Regions from separate parts of the Homo sapiens genome. Here region 1 is linked to region 2. A link is a contact called in ENCODE Hi-C or POLR2A ChIA-PET data. All regions are on one chromosome and are shown on one strand. The core of a region is the stretch at or near the end of the contact, and the rest is flanking DNA. Distances in the headings are between cores, read along the strand shown. Region 1 overlaps THADA (THADA armadillo repeat containing). Region 2 overlaps THADA (THADA armadillo repeat containing).

Region 1 (6,838 bases), core at 3,918-6,417, 85 kb after region 2:
TCAGTTGGCGGTAGATACATTAATTTCTGGGTTCTCTATTCTGTTCCACTGGTCTATGTGTCTGTTTGTACACCAGTACCACACTTTTTTGTTGCTACAGGTTTGTAGTATATTTTGAAGTCTGGTAGTATGTTACCTCCAGCAAAATAATTTTTAATAACATACATCTCAGGATTTTTATAAAGGAAATTAAGATCAAAGTGAAAGAAAAATACAGTGATTTCTGTTCTTAAAATTTAAAGAACAGAAATTTAAATTCTAATCACTTGTCTTTTTAAAATTAGCATATCCTGCTCTTAACTTTTCATAAAAAGTATCTCTATAGGGAAATTAACATGTTTTATGGACTCACAGGGTATAAATTTCCACAGGGGAAGAAGCTACATGCCATGTTTCCAGGCAGGTATAATTCACCAACAGACTAATTAGGGGATCTAAATGCTCATCTAAAGCATAAAACCCATTAAAAAAAATATAAATATATTTTAAATCTACCCTTTATCTAGAGAAGGTAAATTCTGAAATGTACTACTAACGCAAAGTAATTAAACACAGTTCTTTTACTTGTGAAATGGAGCTAACACTAGAACCTACTTCACAGGATTATTGTGAGAAATAAATAATAAGATTATGCATTTAAGTGTTTATCAGAGTACCTGGCAAAGAGTAGCAAACAGTAAATGTCCATTTTATTTTTATTTTATACTATAAAGTAGTGAGCCTTAATCCCTAAGCCTTAATTTGAATTCTGACTTTAAGACACAGCCACTTCTAATTTCACTTTGGTTAAACGGGATGTTTTACAAAAGTTTACACTCCAGTAAAACAGTTAATGTTTTAAACTGTACCTTCTCTCCTACAGTGATTTGTTACTAACTTTTGGGATTTCTTCAAAGCTCAAACACTGTTCTCCTACAAAACAACAAAGGTAATAATTTTCTACCACTCAGATATCATCTTACCAGAATGTTTATTCTTTGCTTTCTAGCAAATTCTTAACCATGGGCAATATTAACTGTTGCCCTGTAGTCTGACTTTTTAAAATGAATTTCTGTCTGGTATCCTCTATTGTATTTCTAAGCCCTTTGACGTCACAGAACCACATACTATGTACTTCTTTATTTTCCCACGATATCCTTGTAGTAAGGCAGTCAATAAATAGGATGTGGTTACATGCACAACTTCATTTCAAAGCTTAAAAATGGGAACTTGCATTGAGTGCAATTCAATGAAATTATTTGTAATTTCTAAAAAATAAACTTTGGCAAAAGAAAATACAAAAAGCAATTTAAGACTTGTGAATAAACATATATCCCATTTGTAGTTCATTACAGAAAATCTAAAGTAATAACAAAAGACACTACTGAGGGAATACATCAATGTAGTTAACTCTGGGCATCATAAAAGTTACAACAGAATCTAACATACAATTTTTAGACCGGGCATGGTAGCTCATGCCTGTAATCTTAGCCCTTTGGGAGGCTGAGGTGGGAGGATCGCTTTAGTCCAGGAATTCAAAACCAGCCTGGCAACATGGTGAGATCCCGTCTCTACAAAAATTAGCCAGGAGTGGTAGCACACACCTATAGTCCCAAATATTTGGGAGGCTTAAGCCCAGGAGGTTGAGGCTGAAGTGAGTCAAAATGGAACCACAGCACTCTAGCTTGGGCGCCAGAATGGGACCCAGACTCAAAAAAAAAAAAAAAAACTAAACTAAAAAAGAATGTTTTAAAATAGCAATTTCTAATAGTTGGCAATCTTACTCGTGTGATTTCTGTGGCGATAATTACTGCAGAGGGAAAGCATGAATGAAAAATCTACCTAGTAGTTTCTTTTTAAGAATATTAGGGAAATACATATAAACTTAAGTTCATATAGTACTCCAGGTGGAGGAAGCTGTTTTAAAAAATCAGTAGGCACTGGGTATCAGATAGCCCATGAAAAGAGAACCAACAAAATATAACAAGCAAAAGCTCTACATCAGCAAAACATCAAGTTTGAAAACTCCACACACATCAACTAGTCAGGAAGTTGTGAGATAAGGTTGTGTGTACTGCTTACTCTTGAAGGGTCTCCACTTACATCCCTCAAAGTTGGTTTTATCTCTGCCTCTTGTACAGGAACACTATGAAAGAACCTTTCATTATGTGATTACAGTGAAGGAGGAAAGTCAGACATGCCTCTGAATGAACACATTTTCCTCCTGGAGAAACTGGTGACAGCACACTGCTTCACAGGAAGTGCTCTAGGGAATCAATCATTTAAGAAAAAGTTCAGTAGCAAGTCATCTTACTGTCCTGTTGCTTGCGAAAATTTACCTGGATATGGGAAATACAGAAAATTAAACTTAAAGAAAAATTAAATGAGCAGCTCACAAAGGCAGCACTGTGCCATGTCAGAACACAGGCTGGCAAGGAGAAGAACTGGGTTCCTGTTCCAGAGCTGCCACAAACTAGCTTTGCAATCTTGGGCAAACCAGGTAACATCCAGGGTTCAGCTTCCTCTTGTCCAAGAGAGCTGGATAATATCATCTCTATGATCCTTCCAGCTCTAATGGTTTGTGAATATATCACTGAAAACTCAGAATTATAAACAAGCCCCATTTCTTCTCCCCACACAGCAACAAAAAACCCCAAACTGTAATCTCCCTACCTTTTATACTCCTATATGGGGGATTTAAGTGGCCACCGGTTTAAACAAGGAGCTGTAAAATCAGGATGATTTTAAACGGACTGTCATCTACATTCAAGTCATCAAATTTCAAAATAGAATAGAATTGTATTTTAGACTGTATGGAATGGCTTTCTTCATCCATTGAGAGAAAAGTAGATCACAGTTACTACTCTGAAGAATAAGAAATGCAAGTTCCACATTCTCCCCTCTAACTAGGGTTGCATTCTGCCTGCAAGTCACTTCACTGCCTCCGTGTATTCAGACGGCAGTCACATTCACCTAAGGCTTGACTCTTAAACTCATAGTTTTACCACTAGGCACAGATCTAGCTTTGCCAGGGCAACTATGCTCTTGGAAGGGTGTACCTCAGGTGTGGCCCAGCCATTCCAATGTAAATGATGTTCTTCTCTGTCATTTATATTTTTAACTCTTAAAGGTTTTAAGCACATGTAAGTATATTTAATTATTATTAATTTAAAGGAAGTTCATGGGGCAAAAGGTTATGTTTAAAAGCAGGAATTCTCCAGTAATGTAAATAACACTAATTTCTTGATGACTTTGGATTTTTATTGACTCCTAAACTGAGACATTTCTTTAGCTAAAGTCAGCAATACGAAGAATCAAGTTTTTCATAGGGGACGGGGTTCCAGTGTTAGAACACTGCTATTACATATACAGTTCATCGCTCATTCAGTCATCAGTTTCTTCTCACGCCTATGTATGTGAGGTTACCATGTGAATGGCAACATAGAAAAATGACTGGACCTCATTACAACGGAAACTAATGTTTTACAGAAAAACAGTCAGGATCTTATTTTTTATTTAAGCAGTCACTGGAAGAATTCTTTGGTTTATAAGAACCTGTCTTTTTGTGATAATTGTTTTTTTTTTTAACAAACATCTCTTATTTTACATTAATTCCCAATTTTAACACGGCTGTCGCACACAAATTAAATACATAAGATTTGGGTGCTATGTGAAAAGTGTCAAGGCAAAATAATGTTCATAGGAAGCTTTCACGTCTTAGTTACAGTAAAAGCAAAATACACTTCCCTTAATTTGTTTTTTAAACACTACCCAACAAACCCAAAAAACTAAATGTTTTAACTTGTCCTTGGAAAGAGAAGTTGGGAAATCAAAGGCCTCTAGCACATGTTTACTTCTTAGCAAGATGGTGAACATCAGTGAAGTAATCATTAATCATAGCTGGATTCCTCAGCAAAGATGTTGGCATTGGCACTACAGCCAGTCACCAGCAATGACTGCAAGTAACTCTAGGACACTGACGCCTATTTGATTTGGAAGAGAATAAGGAACATAATGATGCCTGAAATGTCCTGTGCGCCTTTGCCTTTCTTCATCTCAAGGCCTTGCAACATCACAAGCGCAGCTGTTAACCAGATGCATGCAACATAAGCCACAGAGTGTGAGAAAAAAAGTATTAGCATTATTTCCATGGAACTAGTCATGTGGTTATTATAGAAATAATCAGCATTAGCATACTACAATATTTGTTTTGTTCTTGAATTGTAACACCCTAGGGAAAAAGTTGCCTTTATTTTTAAAAAGTTAAAAATGAAAGTACATGTTATATATCTTTGCTGAAAAATGGTGGGAAATGGATTTGTCAAAACCATATGGAAAGGAAGAGGGAATCAATTAAAAACAGAAATCTAATAAATCTAAAATATTTCCAAATGAAATGCTTGTGGTAAGCTAACTTCTTGTAAACACCGCACTCAAGTCACTTGAACAGTCCCAGATGGTGAACTAACTTTGTGGTCTTAAAACAAAAGTCAGCCAAAAAAACCAAGACTACAACTTTATTATCAATGCAGTGGGAAACATGAGATCCATAATCAACCAACATGTTACTTTTTTTCTTTCCAAAATTTAAGAGATTTGTGGAGTTTTACTAAATAAGACAATTTTAAGCTAAAGTTTAAGTCTGTGTATGTGAAATGGAGAAATAAAAATTAGAGATAAAACTACAGTTAAAAGTGAGGTAAAATCTACAGTTATTTATATACCTTAGAAAAAATTTCTAAAAATGCCACAGTTTTGAAATGTATTATAAAGTCTAACATTCTAAATTACCATGAACTTTCTTCAGTTAACATTTGTATGATTTTATTCAAGAAAAATTTTAAACCTTTTTTTAGAGTTGGGTTATAAAAAAAAAAGTGATTTATGCGTTGACCAGAAATTATACATGGTGGAATAAACATGTGCCTTACCTGCTCCACCGTCAATAATCCATCAGAAGATTCTGGCACAGGCTGCATGGGCAGAAGCTGGCACAACATGCCTAAAAGTAAAGCAACTTCCTTCATACTTCTCCAACAACATACCAGCACCATCTGCGCAGTTACATCACATGTTTTTACTTCTTTACCTTAAACAAAAAAAAACACAACGATTGCAACCTTGATTACTCATATCCCAGGTTTCTAAAAACAAGCTTATTCATAATTTCCCCAAGAATAATCTGCTTGAACAAACCCGATTTGTCATGTTATATTTACTCAGAAGGAAAGAAGCTAACATTTGTCGAGCATGTGTTATGAGAAGAAATCATGCTAAGTTTTTTTTTTTTTCTTTTTTGGAGACAGGGTCTCGCTCTGTCACCCAGGCTGGGGTGCAGTAGCATGCTCATGGCTCACTGCAGCCTTGACCTCCCAGGCTCATGCAATCCTTCTACTTCAGCCTCCCTAGTAGCTGGGACTACAGGTATGCGCCACCACACCCAGTTAATTTTTGTATTTTTTTGTAAAGACAGGGTTTCACCACATCACCTCCTGGACTAAAGCAATTCTCTCGCTTGGGCCTCCCAAAGTGCTGGGATTATAGACATGAGCCACCATGCCAGGCCCAGTATTTTAATTTATTATTTTCAAATTAAATTTTAAAATAAAACACAATATTGTTCCAAAACTTGTTTAATCTTTAATTTCCAAAGATTAAACAAACTCTGCCTCTCTGTCATAAAGTATGATATGGATGACTATAATAAATACACTCCTTATTTATTTTGGTGAGCATGACTGTTGCATTAGTAAAGGAGTAGAATATAACTTTTAAAATCAAAGGAAAATACAAATTATCTTTCAAAATATATTTAATTCCCATGGCCAATAAGCTATAATTAGCCTTACTTACTCTCTTATTCTAGTTTTAGGAGTATTTTTGGTACTGATATTTTTTTAAAATCCAAGATGAACTATTATATTAAATAAAAGAGCACGCTGACAAAATGGTACTTATAGGGTAACCTCATTTGTGTTTTTATTTAAAAAGCCCAATGCATTAAATGGGTAAGTGTACATACACATAAACATATAAAATAAGTACAAAATAATATATTGCACTAAAGAAGGAAGACATGGAATTGGAGAGGAAACCTTGGAGGAATTTAATTTGTTTTTAATTCATATGTACCTCTGTTGTTTGAAACTATTACAATAGGCTATAATTACATTTATACATTATTTTGTGTAATTTAAAAATTTAAGTGTGGAGATAATTTTTTGCAAGACAATATCCCCACCTAGTGGAGAATGTAGAATATGTAATACATCACTAAGAAATTGCTGCTTCTGATGACGTTTTACAGCACTGCAGAAAATTCAGTAACAACTAATGATCAAACAAGATGTAAGAACTCGAATTCTGGAAGCTTGACACAACAAAGCAGCTCCCATTTTACTAATAAGGTTTGTTTCCTTTAAAAGCCTGCTTGACTTTAAGAACTCTCACAGCAGACAATGAACCACATTGCTGGGAGAAGTTGATTGCTGCCCAAACCCAGGTTCATTATATAGCACTGCTCTTATATCACCTGGGCTGTCAAGGCAGGTTTTATCACTCCAAGGCTTTCTGTTCTAACAGCTTGTTCGCTGCACAACAGCACCTAATAGGCTGGTGAAAGTCTTCTTTAATTTAATTTAATTTTATTATTATTATACTTTAAGTTTTAGGGTACATGTGCACAATGTGCAGGTTAGTTACATATGTATACATGTGCCATGCTGGTGTGCTGCACCCATTAACTACTCATTTAGCATTAGGTATATCTCCTAAAGCTATCCCTCCCTCCTCCCCCCTCCCCCCACCCCACAACAGTCCCCAGAGTGTGATGTTCCCCTTCCTGTGCCCATGTGTTCTC
Region 2 (6,770 bases), core at 2,365-4,864:
AACATAATAAAACTAGAAGTATTTTCAAATGACTGTACTCATTTCCTTTTACAGATGAGAAAACTGATACCCAAGGAAATGAAGTGAGTCTCCCAACATCAAAATACAGCTTGGAGGTAAATACAGAACTAGAATCCAATTATCTTATTTCCCAATCTAGTCATTAGACATTCCAAGGTTTCTATTTTACAAGTAATCTAACTACTGCTGTGCCAGGCATCTTCTTAACAAGCAGAGGACACACTGTGACCCAGACAGGCCAGTTTCCAAAGAAGTTCATGTGTCCCCATGGTTTGGTTGTATGGCAGTCTCTCCACTGCTGTCAATCAGCCTGGTCAGGTTAGATTAAGGTTCCTCACCTGAGCTTCTACTCCGACACACTGAGTCAGGCCCACCCACTGAATTTATGGGAGTAGATGAACAGGCAAACTGCCAGCTAAACTGATCTTTTAAAATCTAATCATCTGCTGTTACAAAGCATTTTTGGAGATCACTGGACCACAGATAATTCCATTGGGTCCAATAAGTCTCCTGTCTCTCCTGTATTCAAATTAAGAGACTCTTCCTAATATACTAGAATATCCCTTACTACCCTCCACCCACCCCCAAAAAAACATCTAACTCCCGTGCAAATCAAACCAGAAAAGAGTGTGTGTATTTGTTCTTATTCAGGCTAAATGCTTCACTTTTCCCCAGTGAACCGATGCTTTTTGTAAGTCTGTGAACACTCAGGCTGAGACTTATTTACAAGAAAAATAAACAAACAAACAAAAAACCCAAGTAGTCACCAGGCAAATGTTACACTCCCAATTAAGACACAATGCTGTCTATAGGTATGATGTGATGTCTGGTATACACATATTTTCCCAAATTCACAATTAGAAGAAATAAGACTCAGGATACAAGGTGTGATTTTCCTCAGCTGCAGAAGTATGGAAAAGAGTCCCTTAAGAAGTGGACATCCATCTCAGACTGCAGGAATTAGTCTTCCTTCTGAAGAACTGCCTGGAAGTACTCAAATAATAGGATAATTTTCAACAGATTGGCTGGATTTCCAGACGGAGAGGGAAAGCCAGCATTTGGTAGAGTTGTGAAAAGAACATTTTGGACATCTTAGCCATTTGTTTTTTTGAGAGCTAGAAAACTAATCTGGAATAAGTATAACTCATTATTGCTATTATTATTAAAAACTCTAACCTCTGGCTCCTGGGGCTGGCAGCAGTAAGTAGGTTGGTTTCTGTATACATGCAAATGAAATTTATTAAGTTAGATATTCCAAGATGAGAGTCCTGTTTTTGGTTTTCTCACAAACGCTGGTTTTTTAAAGTACTCTGAAGTTAGTAGACTGCCACCTCTTGCAGACCCTGGAAAGGAATTTGCTTGGCCCCAAGAGCAGCCTGTACATTGAAATTACACAGAGTCAGACTTTCAACATAGCTGGGAGTCATTCCCTTACATATGTGTTTCCGCTTAATAGCCAGACCCAAAATCGTTTAAAGACTGAAGCTGTGTTTGCTACTTCAACTATATTTCTTATAGCACCCAGCAGAGGAGAACAACATAGCATGCACTTTCTACATTTTGTTTTTAAGAGACAGTGTCTTGCTCTGTCACCCAGGCTGGAGTGCAGTAAAGCAGTCATGGCTCACCGGGCTCAAGTGATCCTTCTGGCTCAACCTTCCAAGTAGCTAGGACTACAGGCATGCACTACCATGCTTGGCTAATTATTATAGAGACAGGGTCTCGCTATATTGCCCAAACTGGTCTCAAACTTCTGGCCTCAAACAATCCTCCTGCCTTGGCCTGCCAACTTTTTTCTTTTAAATAAATGAAGAAATAAATCAAGTCTCTTTTCTTCCCTTTAGTTATATTCTATTAATTGCAATTAATATGCACTCATTAAAACAAACAAGCAATATACAAATAAGTAAGTAGAAGGAGAAATTCCACTTTGTCCATTCTAGACCTTTTCTATGCACATATAAAAACATTAAATTAGCCAGGTTCAGTGGCTCATGCCTGTAATCCCAACACTTTGGGAGGCTGAGGTGGGAGAATTGCTTGAGTCCAAGAGTTCAAGACCAGCCTGGGCAACATGGTGAAAACCCATCTCTACAAAAAAATACAAAAATCAGCCAGGTGTGTTGGTGTGAGCCTGTAGTCCCAGCTACTTGGATGGCTGAGGTGGGAACATCTCTTGAGCCCAAGAGGTCGAGGCTGCAGTGAGCCAAGATCACAACACTGCACCCCAGCTTCAGTGACAGAAGGAGACCCTGTCTAAACACACACACACACACACACACACACACTAAATTACACATACATGGTTATGTTAAACAATATTGTTTGGCAACTAACTTTTAAAAAATACTTAGGTGCTGTATTCATGTATGTCCTGGAAAGAAAGAGAAAGATATTTTCCTTGTCCTTAATTTAAAAGAAAACTTTTAAAATAAAAGTACACTCTATTTTAGCTCCAAGTGTGATTAACAGTTAAGTTAAATACGAATAAGAAGCAAATCATATGCCCTCAGAATTTTGAAGGCAATGCTCCATTAACTTCTAAGTCCACTGTCATTTTGATTCCTAATTCTCTGTATATGAGCTGTTTTTTTTTTCTCTCACTTCACAAAATTTTGGAAATGACGAGTCTTGGGGTGAATCATTTTTCATTCACTGTACTAGGACTCATGTTCTTTAGTTCTACATGTTCTTAAGCTACTTGATAATTTTCTGCCCTCACTTTGCTCTGCTCTCCTTTCTGAACTTCTGTAAGTTGAATGTTCAACTGCCTGATAATCCTCTAATCTTATTTTTTCTCTCCCATGTTCCATCTCCCTCTCTCTAGGTCAATCTCTGGCAGTGTCCTTTTACTGTCTTCCCTAGTATGTACTGAAATTTTTACTTGGGCTATCATATTTTTTAATTTTCTAAAGCTCCTTCTTATTCACAGATTGCTCTTAATTTCATCTCACCTCCCTGAGAGTGTAACTTACTTTTTTTCCATCTGTTCCCTATATTACAGTATACCTGCTTCTACGGAATTCCCGTTTTTAAAAAATCTCTATTTTTCTTTCTATTGTTGATTATAAATTTTAGGTGGCAGCTGTTTCTTGGTATGCCTGTAGTACTTCTGTCCGTCATACAAACACACTTTCTCTCTTGCATAAGCACGTGCTCTCGCTCTCTCTCTCTCTCACACACACACACACACACACACAAACACACACAACAATGCAAAGAGTAATTCTGTCAGTTAAAAACAGGAGCATATTAAATGCTATAATGTGTAAAACAAGGGTTAGAGAGCAGGCTAACAAGAAGACACAAGAGAAGCCTATCCTGAATAAGCAGTATTGCAGAAAGGCATTTATGCAAAGGATAGGTTAGGTTCTGGCTTATACTCATCCAAACACGCTTTCCACTATGTAAATCTGAAAAACATCAATTCTAAATGCAGAATTAAAAGATTTTTCTCTTCTTCTCAATTCAGCTATGACTAAGGAAACAGAGACACAATAGTTACTAAGGAGGCAGGAAATCCTTCCAGCTAACCAACTTTTACATTCTGTTCCTTATGGTCAAAACGTTGACCACACTGTGGTAGCTCTTTTTGACTTTATGACCTTATTACTAAGACCATCAATTATATTCACTGTTATTTGTGCAGACGAACTGCTCGATTGCCAAAAGACTACGCTACAGTGCTATTTAACCTTTCCCAACAGAGACTCATTGAAACTCATTTGGTAAAATGTTTTACCTAACCTTGCAAAGATACTTCCTAGTAAATATTTGAGGTATATAAATACCTCCAAGTAGTCTTAAAAATGTGCAAAACTCATCATTGTTAAGGCAAATACTCATCTAAATTATAAAATCACATTAAAAGTTTAAAAAAAGTCATGCATTCAGACAAAGGTAATATTCCACATAAACTAAGGCAGTTCAAATACTATTTATCTGACTACATTCAGCCTACTTCCAATGGCAATTAAAAAATAATAATATGCACAGCATTTCATTTTAGAAAAGGCTGCTACTACATCATGGAATAGAATGTGAAACCATGTTCCACAGATTATTTATTCTGTGGTGGGGTGGGAATGAGGAAATGCAAAGTAGAGAAAGAGCAAAGGTCTAGAACCAGCCTGACCAGAGGAATACCACACAGTGGCAGTGTAACCTTGGGTGATTCATTCAACCTTGCTAAATAATTTTACATTTTCTTTTCTTTTCTTTTTTTTTTTAAGCAGAGTCTCGCTCTGTCACTACATTTTGTTTTCTATAAAATGGGAATAATAGTGCCTACTTAGTGGAATTACTTGAGAAATGAGATAATGCATCAACAAATCACAAATCTAACTTTGTACCTTCTGAACAAATTACACACACATTGTTCTTTTGTCTTGGCTCTTGCCACCAAGTCCTCTTCCTTTCCCTCAGCACTTTAAAGATGAGATGAAAGGAATAGAGAGGAAATTAGTATAAATTACAATTAAGTTCAACACACTCAAGATACTAAGATACTAAGAGTACACCAGAGAACATAACTCACTTTCAAACTTACAATGCAAATAGCTTTTAAAAATACACAAAGTACAGGCATTGAAAGCATGAATAAAATTTAGGTCTGGCATAAAAAATTTTACACAGCATTCTGAATACATTAACACCTATACTTTGAAGGAATCAAACACTAAATTTTATATACGTGTGTGTGTGTGCACACACGTGCCAAAGGCCAGGAAGACAGCTATGAAGTGGGATAGAATGTTCCACATCGGTAGAAAAAACGTATTTAGGATATCTACACACACACACACACACACACACACACACACACACACACACACACACACATGCACAGTGAGTGAGGTGATTAAAGGAGATGAAAATGGCGGTATACACAATGCTACTCTCACTCTCCTACTCACACATAATAAGATACCAATATTTGGTTTTGATGTGCCCATTCTAGTAGTAAAAGTAGACACTTCTGTGAACATATACACAAAGAGGTGCAGATGCTTCAATAACAAGTTTATTTGCTTCTTGGAAAAGGAAACCGTATTTCTCATAATTATTTGTAATTACAACAGACTTACTAGTAGTTGAGTCTCTACTAAAATAATTTAAAGTCAATCTTAACAGTTTTCCAAAAACACCTTCAAATTTGCCAGGAAACAAGGAGCCTAGAAAAATGACTGATACAAAGACTAAATAAAAACAATGAATTGAAGGAACAGTTACTGATAGTTTTCATATGTAAATTCTGGCATTCCATCTTATTTTTAATTAATTCCATTAAACTGGTGTTTCATAGGTCAGAGGATTTTATGACTATACACCAAAAATGTTATTTAAAATTCAGTTATAGGGAACCGCCCACAAATATTTTCTAACACTTTTTTCTTTTGTCCAATTCAAATTGTTTTTGCTTCACTTTTTTCTCCTTTAAGTCCAATTTCATTCTTTTTATTCACTTCCACTTCCTGTCTTTGCCCTTCAACAAGGAGTACTCCATTATAAAGTCTATTCCATTCTTTCTGGAATCTACATAGCACCAAACTAATCTGCACATACACTGAGGATGAGAAAGGAAAAAAAAAATCCCAGGTGATAGGGGATATCCTTACATACACACACAGTCTCACTGTCCTCTACCTCTCGACAAAAAACAAAACAAAACAAAACAAACACAACCATAAATAGAATGGCCAAGGCTTATTTATGGAAAGGAAAAAGGGTAGCACAGGATAACATGAAAATACTGCCAAAGAAGCCTTCATCTCCTCTGGCCTAATTTAAATAGGGTTACTCAAGTTCATGGATTGGTAATGGATGATGTTGCAAGATAAGATAAATCAAAGAGTCATCACTAAAATATTATTTTATTCTAAGGACAGTCTGCGTCGTATGTTTTGACCTAAAAGATATGACTCACAGGGAGCCCAGGATTCCTTTTCCTTTCTTCCCTGAAATGTGAGCAAAAGCAAAAAGGGGTGAAGGTGCCATATACCAAGAGTCCAATGCCACCTGAATGATGATTTCATTGTGCTATTCATCAGATATGTAACTTGGGGAAGTCACCTAACTTCTGAGCCTCAGTTTCCTCATCTATTAAATGGGGATAACTATACCTAACCAAATTAACTTCCTCACATGGTTACCATTAGGATCAAATGAGATAAGAGATCTGCAAGTACTTTGAAATCACCAAGTTCTGCTGATTCGACCGCCTATCTCTCAATTCTATTCACTTTTTTCAACCCCTACTGTCACTATCCTAATTCTGATCACCAACATTTTCATCCTAGCCTACATCTCCGGTTTACAAATATCAGACCACATGCCAGTGCCCATTCATGAAGAAAATGAAAACAACCAAAACAACAACAAAAAACCCCACAGTGCAATGCCGTAAATTCTGCATAAAGCTAAGGTATTCTATTTAAATATCTAATATTAATTTGAGATTCCTAAAGGGGGATGTATATATGTGGTTATGTATGTGAAAATGTCCTTTAATTTATGAAATGATTCTGACATGTAATATGCTTTTTAATGTACTTATTTAACAAAATTAAAGGGTTGATAACTGTATTATGTTGATCTTCAAAATAAAAAAAAAATTTTGCTGGTTCACAAAACAGAAAAGTCTAGGTACCACTTGTCTTGTCTACATTATTCTAACAAACAAAATTATTCAAACAAACAGATCTCTCAGTCTTGAGCACAACTTTCCAATCCAGCCACATCAGCCAAAA

What was found. A loop is a pair of places that touch in the nucleus more often than their neighbours do. ChIA-PET counts read pairs that join two places held with the same protein, here RNA polymerase II (POLR2A). Pooled maps may share reads with other maps.
Region 1: a loop to region 2 is called in a map of MCF 10A, with 8 times the contacts of the local background. The contact joins two enhancer-like sites. A Hi-C loop is called at or near these places in 1 of 168 maps with a recorded cell type or tissue (MCF 10A), 1 of 37 single-sample maps with no recorded cell type and 4 of 50 pooled maps. POLR2A ChIA-PET finds 5 or more read pairs at or near these places in 2 of 52 experiments (CD8-positive, alpha-beta T cell and MCF 10A).

What each region holds. Positions count from the first base shown.
Region 1 is chr2:43,536,249-43,543,086 of GRCh38, forward strand. THADA (THADA armadillo repeat containing) reads right to left here. Exons shown (of 38, transcript NM_022065.5): 21 at 4,911-5,068. Among named protein-coding and RNA genes, the nearest start is that of THADA, 56 kb to the right of the region's middle. Within about 2 kb of position 5,168, at least 16 of the 41 ENCODE cell types and tissues checked have a DNase peak (open chromatin) inside an H3K27ac peak, as active enhancers do.
Region 2 is chr2:43,452,322-43,459,091 of GRCh38, forward strand. The region is part of intron 26 of THADA (THADA armadillo repeat containing); the gene reads right to left. Among named protein-coding and RNA genes, the nearest start is that of THADA, 140 kb to the right of the region's middle. Within about 2 kb of position 3,615, at least 4 of the 41 ENCODE cell types and tissues checked have a DNase peak (open chromatin) inside an H3K27ac peak, as active enhancers do.